2 separate regions of the Homo sapiens genome follow, and region 1 is linked to region 2. Evidence: chromatin contacts called from ENCODE Hi-C or POLR2A ChIA-PET data. All regions are on one chromosome and are shown on one strand. Each heading gives the region's core, a stretch centred on a gene start or an enhancer-like site at or near the end of the contact. The rest is flanking DNA. Distances are from core to core; before and after follow the strand shown.

What was found. Hi-C counts contacts between places; a loop is a spot of excess contacts on that map. ChIA-PET counts read pairs that join two places held with the same protein, here RNA polymerase II (POLR2A). Pooled maps may share reads with other maps.
Region 1: a map of heart right ventricle shows a loop between it and region 2 (3-fold over the local background). The contact joins two enhancer-like sites. A Hi-C loop is called at or near these places in 8 of 168 maps with a recorded cell type or tissue (B cell, CD14-positive monocyte, PC-9 and 5 more), 4 of 37 single-sample maps with no recorded cell type and 11 of 50 pooled maps. POLR2A ChIA-PET finds 5 or more read pairs at or near these places in 11 of 52 experiments (AG04450, IMR-90, K562 and 7 more).

What each region holds. Positions count from the first base shown.
Region 1 is chr11:78,346,572-78,352,134 of GRCh38, forward strand. The region is part of intron 1 of GAB2 (GRB2 associated binding protein 2); the gene reads right to left. Among named protein-coding and RNA genes, the nearest start is that of GAB2, 68 kb to the right of the region's middle. Within about 2 kb of position 3,905, at least 17 of the 41 ENCODE cell types and tissues checked have a DNase peak (open chromatin) inside an H3K27ac peak, as active enhancers do; they include B cell and heart right ventricle, where a contact is called at or near this core.
Region 2 is chr11:78,307,199-78,312,967 of GRCh38, forward strand. The region is part of intron 1 of GAB2 (GRB2 associated binding protein 2); the gene reads right to left. All of the region lies in intron 1 of LOC105369402 (a long non-coding RNA gene), which reads left to right. Among named protein-coding and RNA genes, the nearest start is that of GAB2, 110 kb to the right of the region's middle. Within about 2 kb of position 3,538, at least 17 of the 41 ENCODE cell types and tissues checked have a DNase peak (open chromatin) inside an H3K27ac peak, as active enhancers do; they include B cell and heart right ventricle, where a contact is called at or near this core.

The DNA.
Region 1 (5,563 bases), core at 2,655-5,154, 40 kb after region 2:
CCTGAGAAGAGAAGAGAAGAGAAGAGAAAGGAGAATTTACCAAATCTACATTAATGAGAAGCAAGAACAGAGAGGTATGGGCTGTTCTGTTTACATCCCCTCCATATATATATATATATATATATATATATATATATATATATATATATAATTTTTTTTTTTTTTAGGAAAAGAAACAAAATATTCCTGCTAGGTAAGACTCAGAGACTCTTTCAAGATGACAAAAGTGAATAGCCTCAAATAGACCTTTCTTTTTAGAGGGGGGCATTAAGTATCAGAGCCAGGGGAGCTCTCTCATGATTCTGTCATGGCTCAAGGAAAATTTTAAGAAAAATACTGTTTACCTAGTATGACCAGAGCATCTAAGAGAATCCAGAAGGAGTGGTGAGGCAGAGAAAGGGAGGGAAAGCAGACTGACTCACTATTTGTTTTCCAAAAATAAAAAATCAAACCAAACATAGCAGGAATGAACCATCCAACTGGGTGATCTAAGGATTAACTGTCCATGTGGCCAAACGTTTAATTTAATCTTTCTGATGGACCAGCTATAAAAGAGAAGAAGAGCTCAGTATAAGACTCCTTATCAAGAGGGCACCAAAAAAAGTTGTATTTAAAGCTTTTGAGATACAGACCTAAGCAAATGGCTTGATATGAAACCCCTGGTTCTAGTTTCCAACATGCTTGCTGTGGCCAACTTCATAAGGTTGGGTTTGGAGATATGAATGTCCTCCGAGTGTCAACTACCATCTCACATTTTTATATCCTCCTCATAGGGTACAGCTGGGCGTTTTTATATGGGTCCAAACTGACATTGAAAACAATGCCAACATAATAAGGTAGAAAGAACATGGGCTTTGGAGTTGGGCAATCATGGACTTGAGCCTTGGTTGTACGATTTGAACAAGTTAATACTTCTGAGACTTCTTTTCTTCATCATTAAAATAAGGATAATTATCTTAGAACATTTATTTCTTGAGAAATAAAGTTCCTGATACATAATAGACACTTACCTAAAAGATAATCCCCATGTTAACCCTTGCTTCACACCATATACAAACATTAACTTGAACTGGATTATAGACCTAAATGTAAAAGCTAAAACATCTCCTACAAGAAAACATAGGAGAAAAATCTTTGTGACCTTTAAGTAAACAAAAAGCATAAATCATAAAAGAAAAACTGAAAACTAAGCTTCATCAAAATTCAAAGCTTTTGTTCCTCAAATGATACAATTAAGAGAAGGAAAGGGCATGACACAAACTGGGAGAACATACAGTTGAACCTTGAACAACATGGGGGTTAGGGGATGGCTCCCTCCCATGCAGTCAAAAATCCATGTACAACTTTTGACTCCCCTGAAACTTAACTACTATAAACAGTGGAATAACACATACTTAGTATGTTATATATTATATATTGCATTTTTACAGTAAAGATAGAGAAAAAAATCATAAGGAAGATTAAAATGTATTTAGTATTGATTAAGTGGAAGTGGATCATCATAAAGGTCTTTATCTTCATCTTGACATTGAGTAGGCTGAGGAGAAAGAGGAAAAGAAGAGGTTAGACTTGCTGTCTCAGCAGTGACAGAAGCAGAAGAGGTAGAAGGGGAGGAAGGGGAGGCAGGAGAGGCAAGCACACTCAGTGTCACTTTTACTGAAAAGAATCCAAGTATAAATGGACCCATGCAGTTCAAGCCCATTTTGTTCAAGGATCAGTTGTATTCACATGTTTTCACAGATTGAAGGAAATGTTTAATATATTTCTATCTTACAAAGAACTGGTATCCAGATCATAAAAGGAACTTGTACAACTCAGTAAGAAGATAAATGACACAATTTTTTAAATGGGCAAAAGATTTGAACAGATACTAGACAAAAGAAGATAGTATACAAAATGCCAGTTGGCACATGGTGCTCAACATCACTAGACATCAGGGAAACAAATGAAAACCACAATGAATACCATGACCTATAAACCCATTAGAATGACTAAAATTAAAAAGGCTGATCACACTAAGTGCTTCTGAGATTGTAAAGCAACTGGAAATCACATACACTGTTGATAGGAAAGTAAAACAATACAGTTTGGAAGTTTCTCAAAAAGTTTAACACGTATCTACCATATGACTGAGCCATTCAACTGCTGGGTATACCTGGGAGAAATGAAAATGTATGCTCCACAGAAAGATTTCCAAGTGAATGTTCATATCAGCTTTATTTAAAAGAGCCAGAAACAAGAAAGAACCCAATGTCCATCAATAGGTGGTATATCCACACAATGGAATACTACTCAGCAATAACATGGATACATGCAACAACATGGACACATCCAGAAATCACTATGCTGAGTGAAATAAGCTGCACAAAAAGTGTACATACTGTACTCCTATAAAATGCAAACTAATTTAGAGTGACAAAGAACAGAGGAGTGCTTGCCTGGGGCTAAGGGCAAAGGAAGGGAAAGACTGCAAAGGGGCAAGAGGAATCTTTTGGGGATGATGCCAATGTTCTACATCTTCAATGTAGTACTTGTTTCATGAGTACGGACAGACACCTATGAGACTCATTAAATGTACACAGATATAGTTCACTGTGTGTAAATTATCCTTTGAAGTTGATAAGGAAAAAAGTAATTTCCTTTGCCACTCCTGCTGCCACTGGAAACAAGTTAGCAAGCTACTACCTCCCATATCTCACGATCACTGGGAAAACAGGAAGCTGTATAGAAGTTGGTGAGAAAATGAGTGGTATTGCAAAAAACATTTGATTATTAATGAGGTGTCTGGTACTAAGTTACAAATCATCTTACTTAATTCTAACACTTTTGATGAGGTAGGCACTATTATCTCTATTACAGATGAGACAACAGGCTCAGAAAGTTTAAAGAACTCATTGAAAGTCACCCCGATGGTAAATGGTAGATTTGGATTCAACAATGTATGCTGGCATCAGACCAGATAAACTTACCTTCGAATGCTATTATTCCCTACAGTGCTTAGGGCATCCTCAGAAAGGAAAAGCCCTGATAGCCTAGGGACAAGAAGAGCTGCTAGAGATTTCCTTCATCAGGACTGAGAAATCCTCTCAAGTCAGGGAGTTTTTTTTCTTTTAAAAAATTTTTTTTAAGTCGGTGAGTTTTAGCAGCCTTTTTCAAAGCAGCTTGGGAGAGTGGGAGGTGGGGTACACCTCTGCTTCTGGAGCAGAGGAGAATCCTCTCACTTGGCTCCAGCATTTGCTGGTATTTTGTTAACTTTTGGCTCCTCCATGTTCACCCACCCACTGGTTTCCCAGAGTAAAAATGCCAAAATATCTTGGCTGAACAGGCGAATGGATCACAGATGACAGAGGTAAAAAAAAGAAAAAAAGAAAAAAAAAAGAAAGACAATCAAGAGGTTCTGTAATATGCTTCTTTTTAAAGGTAAAAGCAAATTGCACACGTCCTCATTCTTATTCTCTTTGAGTTGGCTGTCTTGTGAAACATTCTGTTGTCTATATTTTCATTCATCACATTGAAAAAAAAGTTAGGCAAATGGGTCATGCTGAAAGTTTAAGTAAATTTACCGTCTTCCTATTTCAGACCAGCTGTAGTCCATCTCCCCTGAAGCCTGGCCAACAGATCAAGGAGAACATGGCTTGAGCTGCAAAAACAGACCAGAGAGAGAAACCCTGGGAAACTAGGCTCTAGCGGGTAGCTCAGGAGGGGAACCCACACTGCAGAGGAAAAGTAAAGAGGCCTGGGTGCCGGGATTAACTCTAATCATCCGTGAGACTCTGGCAAGACATGCTCTCCCTCAGAACCTCCAAAGACTGGAGTGATCAGGTTTTTCAACTTTTAACAAAGGCCCAGCGTTTCTAACCAAATATAATCTCCCTAAACCCTCAGTTTCTCATGCACTTCCTCTTTGAGGATTGCTCTGCTGCCTGTTTATTCCTCAGAAACCAAGTTTCACTTTCTGAAATCTGTTATAAAGCCAGGCGACTTTTCATTGTTACACTATAAATTATGATACCAAATAAAAACTTCTAAAAAGTATATACAAGGATAATCTGAAATTCAGCCATAAGCCTGAGTGTGTGTCATTGAGAGTTAGGAACTAAATGCTCTAAAACAAACTGTGATGTTTTCTGGTTGTTCCTCATTTCCATTCCTGACTTAGCCTGAACTGCAATTTTACTAAAGCTCCTTTGCTTCCCCTTCACACACGTTAAGAATTCACCACAGGAACATGTGCTTTTGTGCTCATTGAACTAAAGCCTCCTCCCCAAACTATGCTCTGCCAAGTTGTTTCCGGTAAGCAACTTTGGAAAATAAAAATTCCCTAGACATTTTGAACAGTGGTTTGAGAGGAAGACACACAACCCGACAGGGGAACTGAAACATTCCCCCTTGTGTCCACTTCTGTCCTGGGAGGATGGGGGAAGGAAGTCGTGGAAGAAGCTTTTTAGAGGAAACAGACTCGCAGGACTTTTGCTGCAAACAATTGGGTACTGTATCCAGCTGTTGACCGAGGCAACTGTCAGCTCAAAACCATGCAGAGAACAAGGGAGCCAGAGTTCCTTCTCCTAAAATACGACAGGACTACACTTCTGTTTCACATGTCATAGCCTAGTACCTGTATTCTAGCCCTTGAGCCCATTCTCAGTATTAGAAGGGGCCTTCGGCATCATTTACCCAGTGGCCTTTTTTTTTTTTAATAAGTGGAATTATTTATTTCTACATACAAGATTTCGTATAGAAGCATAACATAGAAGTAAAAGCAGAACTGCTCTAGGGGGCAGGGGATGCAGGCAGAGAGCTCTGCCAGCTGAGCTACTGTCATCCCTTTCATCAGGCACCTCTCTGGATTCCCAGGTGGCCCTGGGTCTTTGTTTATAAGGTCTTTGTTGATTCTCAGCCTGGGATTCATGGTACTTGTGGAGAGTACAGATGAACACACAAATGACCATGCCCTTCATTTGATTCAGTAGAGGGGTGGTATGAGCTTTCGTTCTCACATCTTCTCCTTCAATAATCTCATTAACTCCCAGTGCTTCATTTACCATTTCTACGTGAAATAGTCTCACATTGTACATTTTTAGACACTATCTCCCTACTGAAAGCCAAGCATCTAAAGCATACTGCTGGGAGAAGACAAGCAGGGAGCTAGGTAAGTAGATAGGGAACTGGAAGTCTGGCAGCAGAATTCCAAGTGTTTGGTCCCCAAATCCAGGACCAGGACTCTAATTCCAAGGAGACTGGTGAGAGAAAAGAATAATGGGAGTCTTTAAAGAATCAAAGTACAAAAACTTGTACTTTGACAGGGACTTGACCAAAAGGAACCAAGCAAGAGCCAATTCTAAAAAGAATTGGGGGGCCAGGTCGAGCGCAGTGGCTCACACCTGTAATACCAGCACTTTGGGAGGCCGAAGTGGAAGGATCACTTGAGGTCAGGAGTTCAAGACCAGCTGGGCAGCACGGTGAAACCCCGCCTCTACTAAAAATACAAAAAATTAGCCAAGTGTGGTGGTGGGCACCTTTAATCCCAGATACTTGGGAGGCTGAGGCAGGAGAATCACTTGAA
Region 2 (5,769 bases), core at 2,288-4,787:
ATGAACACTACAACCTCTACAACCTCATGTGCACCTAGAGTCCTAGAAGTGGGTCCTTTGCATTATTCTCTACCAAAGGAATCAAAACTCTCTGGAAAGGGGTTGATTCTATGTTGTGAAGTTAAAAAAAAATTTAAGGTAAGCCTGAAAATTATTTTTGTTCAATAATAAAAGCAAGGTTGCTTTAAAATATATCACAGAATTGTGTATGAAATTTGTGATGGGGAAAATAAATAAAGGAAAAAATAAATCACAGAAAAAAAAATGTTAAGGACTTGGCCAGGCATGATGGCTCACACCTGTAATCCCAGCACTTTGGGAGGCCAAGATAGGAGGATCTCTTGAGCCCAGGAGTTTGAGACCAGCATGGGAAAGATGGTGAGATCCCATCTCTACAAAAAATGTTAGAGAGAGAGAGAGAGAGAGAGAGAGAGAGATGTTGAGTCAAAAGATACGATTTAAAGGGGCTCCCAATGTCCAAGTTGTAACATTTTAAGTTTATAACTAATTGAATCTGCAAACATAGGAGTTCATGATATTCAATGGAATAAAGTGTATGAGTTATTTTTTAATACAAAAGAAGTGAGAATATAACAGTGTAATGGTTAATTTTAGGTGCCAACTTGACTGGGTTAAGTGATACCCAGATAGCTGGTAAAGCATTATTTCTGGGTGTGTCTTTGAGGGTGTTTCTGGGAGAGACTGGCATTTTAATCAGTGGACTGAGTAAGGAAGATCCATTCTCACCCAGTGTGGGTGAGCACCATCCAATTTGTTGAGAGCCTGGAAGAACAAAAAGGCAGAGGGAAAACATTTTCTTTTCTGAAGCTGAGACACCCATGTTTCTCTGCCCTTGGACATTATTGGAACTCCAAATCCTTGGGCCTTCGGACATCGGAACTCCAGATGCTTGGGCCTATAACACTTACAATACAAGACATATTATAAGTGTTAAAACAGGGAGAGAGAGTATAAATAATTATGAAAATGAGTCTATTCTACTTTGAGGAGGGAGTCAAAAATACACTAGGTTGAAAGAGTAGAAAGACAGTCTAGATTTTAAGCACAGGACGCATAGAAAGAGAGGGCATACGGGAGGCTGAGGGTGCAGTAAGCCGTGACTGCAACACTGCACTCCAGGCTGGGTGACAGAGCAAGATCCCTACTCAAAGAAAGACAGGGCATCTTTGATGTGATTATGGGAAAGGATGTGGGGAGAGAGGTCACTGCAAATGAAGATGGAGAGGCAGGTTACAAGACAGGATCCTGGAGGACCTTGAATGCTGCCATTATCAAGGAGTTTGAACTTAGCATCTATGTGATTGGAAGAAACAGGATCAGATCAAGATTTTAAGAAAACACAACCAAGCTATATACACAACATGAGTAAATTTTACAAACACAAAGTTGAGAGAAGGAAGCGAGTATAAAAATGTGATTTCAAAAGTTCAAAAATAAACAGAACTAACAATATTTCTTGAGAATACACATACTTATGGTAAAACTGCAAACAAAAGCATGGGCATGACTACCACAGAAGTCATGATACTTGGAAGAAGGGATGGAGTGGAATAAGAAGAATATGACTGGAAAGAGACATTCAGGGATTTCTGGGATGCTGGCAATTTTTTGACCTGGGTGGTAATTACATGGGTGTTTCCTTTATAGTACAGTATATATTATATATAATTTTTGTGTGTGTATTCCATTTCACAATAAAAAGTTGAAGACATAGTTGGAAACATCCTGGAAAGATGCTGAGGGTAGGAGAAGTCTAGAGACAGGAAGAGAAATTAACAGCTAGTCACGACAGTACAGGCAAGGGAGAGCCTGAGTAATGTCACTGGGAGTGGGGACAGAAAAAAAGGTATTTGAGAATTACTTAGGAGTTAGGTCTTAGTGACCCACTAGAAATGAAAACTGCGGGAGAGAGAAGAGTCAAAAGTAACTGCCAGATAAAAGTTTCAAGCTTGGGAGATCAGATGACAGGTAGGGAAATATTAAGAGTAGCAGACTCAAGCAATTAAAAAAATTGAGATATGATTCACATGCAATACAATCTACCCTTTACAGTGTACAATTCAGTAGCTTTTAGTATACTTGCAAGGTTGTACAACCATCACCACTATTTAATTCCAGAATATTTTCATCACCCAAAAAGAAATTCCATACTAACTAACAGCCTTTCCCCAGTCCCTGTCCCCCTCCCCAGCCTTCATGTAATTTTAAGAGAATAAAATCTTGTGGTTAAACCCTGCCCCCTGCCTTTTTTTTTTTTTTTTTTAAATTGAGACAGGGTCTCAGTCTGTCGCTCAGGCTGGAGTACAGTGGCATGATCACAGCTCACTGCAACCTCAACCTCCCCAGGGTTGAGGGGATCCTCCCACCTCAGCCCCCTGAGTAGCTGGGACTACAGGCACATGCCACCATGCCTGGCTAATATTTTTTTAAAAAACCTGTCTTGACAGAGCAACAATGATATTCAACTGGTCTCAGCAGTTCAATCCCCAAGATCTTAATTTGCTTCTCTATTTCACAAAGTGGAGAGCTCTGGGGAAACAGAAAAGCTGCTTTTCTCAGGATATAGAGAGTAACATCCTGTTTCCTAGTTCTACCTTGGATAGGGACTCAAGTCAACAGAGAGAGATCAAGGGTGGCAGAGAGAGGTGTCTGGTTATAATGGCTTTCAATCAGTCCCAGTACGGTTCACTTTGGGGAGGGTTAGAAATGTGTGTGTGTGTGTGTGTGTGTGTGTGTGTGTGTGTGTGTGTGTGCGCGCGCGCCTGTGTGTGTGGTGGTGGCAGTGGTGGGGTAAGTTGTCACAATGATTGGAAAGCCTTACAGGCATTAGAGGGCAGAGGACAGGTATATTAACCTCAAACCATGCATAGGATAAAATCTCGCATAACAAAGAATTGTCCCACCTACAATTTCAATACACGCCTCTGAGAAATGTGGGGGTGGAGGGAGTGAGGGGTTGGGCAGAATTCCTATTATTTCTGCAAGTACAAAAACCAAAATGAGCCGGGTGCGGTGGCTCACGCCTGTAATCCCAGCACTTTGGGAGGCCAAGGCGGTTGGATAACGAGGTCAGGAGATCAAGACCATCCTGGCTAACACGGTGAAACCCCGTCTCTACTAAAAATACAAAAAAAAAAAAAAAAATTAGCCGGGCACGGTGGTGGGCGCCTGTAGTCCCAGCTACTCGGGAGGCTGAGGCAGGAGAATGGCGTGAACCTGGGAGGCGGAGCTTGCAGTGAGCCAAGATCGTGCCACTTGCACTCCAGCCTGGGCGACAGAGCAAGACTCTGTCTCAAAAAAAAAAAAAAAAAGAAAAAAAAATCAAAATGAAAGTTATGATCTGTAAGCGGGAACCAGGCCCAGGCCCAAGAATGTGTGGTTAAAAATAGCTTAGAGAACAGAAGATTTAAATGAGCTCACAGTGAAAAGGGTTATTAATGGAAACTCAGATATTAATAGTGATGAATCTCAGTTCACCAAGGCGAACCGCAGCCCAGGCCTGGTCGTGTTCCAGCGCCACTGTCCTTCAGTCTCTGATGTGTGTTACAGCTGCAGCTTCAGGTGTGGGAAAGAGCAAAGTTCATTGCCACAAACCCTGAGCCTCGTATCACCCATCAGAAAGAGTACCCTTGTGGGTATGTCCTACAGTTCATTCTAAAAAAATAAGAAGACCCATTAGGGAGCTCTCTACACAGGGGAAAAAAGTTTGATTTGTCTCCTTACTAAAGGTTTTTTCTTTCACTACAATGATTTTGTATGAAATTCTGCCACTGAAGAACCCTGTTAAAATTAGCAATTTACTTTCAAACATTTATTATGTGTGAAGCTCTGGGAAGCAGAGGCAACAAGATGGGACAGTTCTCAGATCAAAAGGGCTTCTGTTCTAGTGGGGAAGCTAAAATATGGGCACAACTTCATAAAATATACATCTGCCTATATAATGTACTGAGGTAAAAATAATTTACTAAATGAAAGTAAGTTTTTTCTTCCCCCCATATTTACTGAACACTTATTAGGTACATTTTATATACATGAAAGTAAGTTTTGGGGTCAGCTTCATTACTTAAGAGCTGCATAAAAATGAGCTCTTTCATATACCTAAGCCTCAGTTTCAATTATAAAATGAAGATGATAATCCTAACCAGGTTGTTACAAGAATCAAGTAAGGTAATATAAAGGTTGTTTTTTTTTCTTTCCCTAAAGAATATTATATATATAAACTTTCCTATAAAGTTCTATTACAGAAAAGGAAGAATTTTTATTTGATATAAGAACAGTTCAACAAAGGATAGAGCATTTGAACTGGGCTTCAAACATACGGTTAGGATAGTAAATGCATTACACCAAAAGTAATAAATTATTCAATAAGTTTTCACTGAGCCACTATAACATAACAACAAAAGCCTCTGCGTGCCAGGCTGTGGGCCAGGCAGTGGTGTTGGTACTGCTTATTATATTGCTTTTAAATTGCCTCCATGCATTTGTTTATTCATTAATTCTTTCCATAAATACATAAGATACAATTAGTTTACCAGAGTAGCAAGACACCTAGAAAGCCTGAGACAACTGGACTTGGAGCGAGGCGGTAGTTAGGTATGAGGCTGTGGGCAAGAAGAGGTGCCTACAGAAGCTCAATCCCACCAGGTCATACAGAGGCCAGAGCCCTGAGGCCCTGAGATGGGGTGAGAGAAACAGGTAAGAGGCAGAGCAGAGTTCTACCGACAATTTTACCTAACAAACAATGCCGTCCAGGGCTGGCTGTAGTGATAGACATCAGCTTCATGCCTTGCTGCAAATTACGAAGAATACCAACCTTCCTCCCATGTCTAGGCTTGAAAACAGCCCTTTTTCTAGGTCTGTGTCACAGGGCAGCACATTACATAAGATGCCCTGAACTGAGGGCACAACCAACTGAATGTTCCTGGTGTTTACTGTAAACTCTGAGCCAGCATGACCTGTGGAGTTTAAAAAAAAAAAAAAAAGGTAATTTCCCTACAGTTCTTCAATAAGAAAGTAAGAGGAAAACAAGAGGGAGATTCTGGGGTTTCTCCAAGCTGTGTGGTCTTTACCACCACCACCACCACCACCACCACAACAAAAACAAAATACAGTTACTTTGGGCCAGGCACTCTCCTAAGCACTTTACATATAAGAGTTCATTCCATCCTTACAACATCCTGTGAGTTGTTACTATTATTATCCCATTTTATTTTATTTATTTTTTGAGACGGAGTCTCGCTCTGTCGCCCAGGCTGGAGTGCAGTGGCACGATCTCAGCTCAGTGCAACCTCCACCTCGCTGTTTCAAGCAATTCCCCTGCCTCAGCCTCCCGAGTAGCTGGGATTACAGGTGCCCACCACCATGCCCCGCTAATTTTTTTTGTAGTTTTAGTAGAGACAGGGTTTCACCATGTTGGCCAGACTGGTCATGAACTCCTGACCTCAGGCGATCCAACTGCCTCAGCCTCCCAAAGTGCTGGAATTACAGGCGTGAGCCACTGCGCCTGGCCTATTATCCAATTTTAAAGATGAAGAAACTGGGAGGGTGAAGTGGTTAAGTAACTTAATTGTAGATATAAAGTTATAAATCGACAAAGCAAGGACTTATGACTCTGTCCTCTGGGCTCTTTTTGCTCACCAAGACCTGCCCCACGTGTCTCAGAAAAGTACTGAAACTTCTCAGATCTAGTGTCCTCAACTCCCATCAAGGGTGGCAGAAACGGGAACTAAAAAATATGTGTTTGTGTGT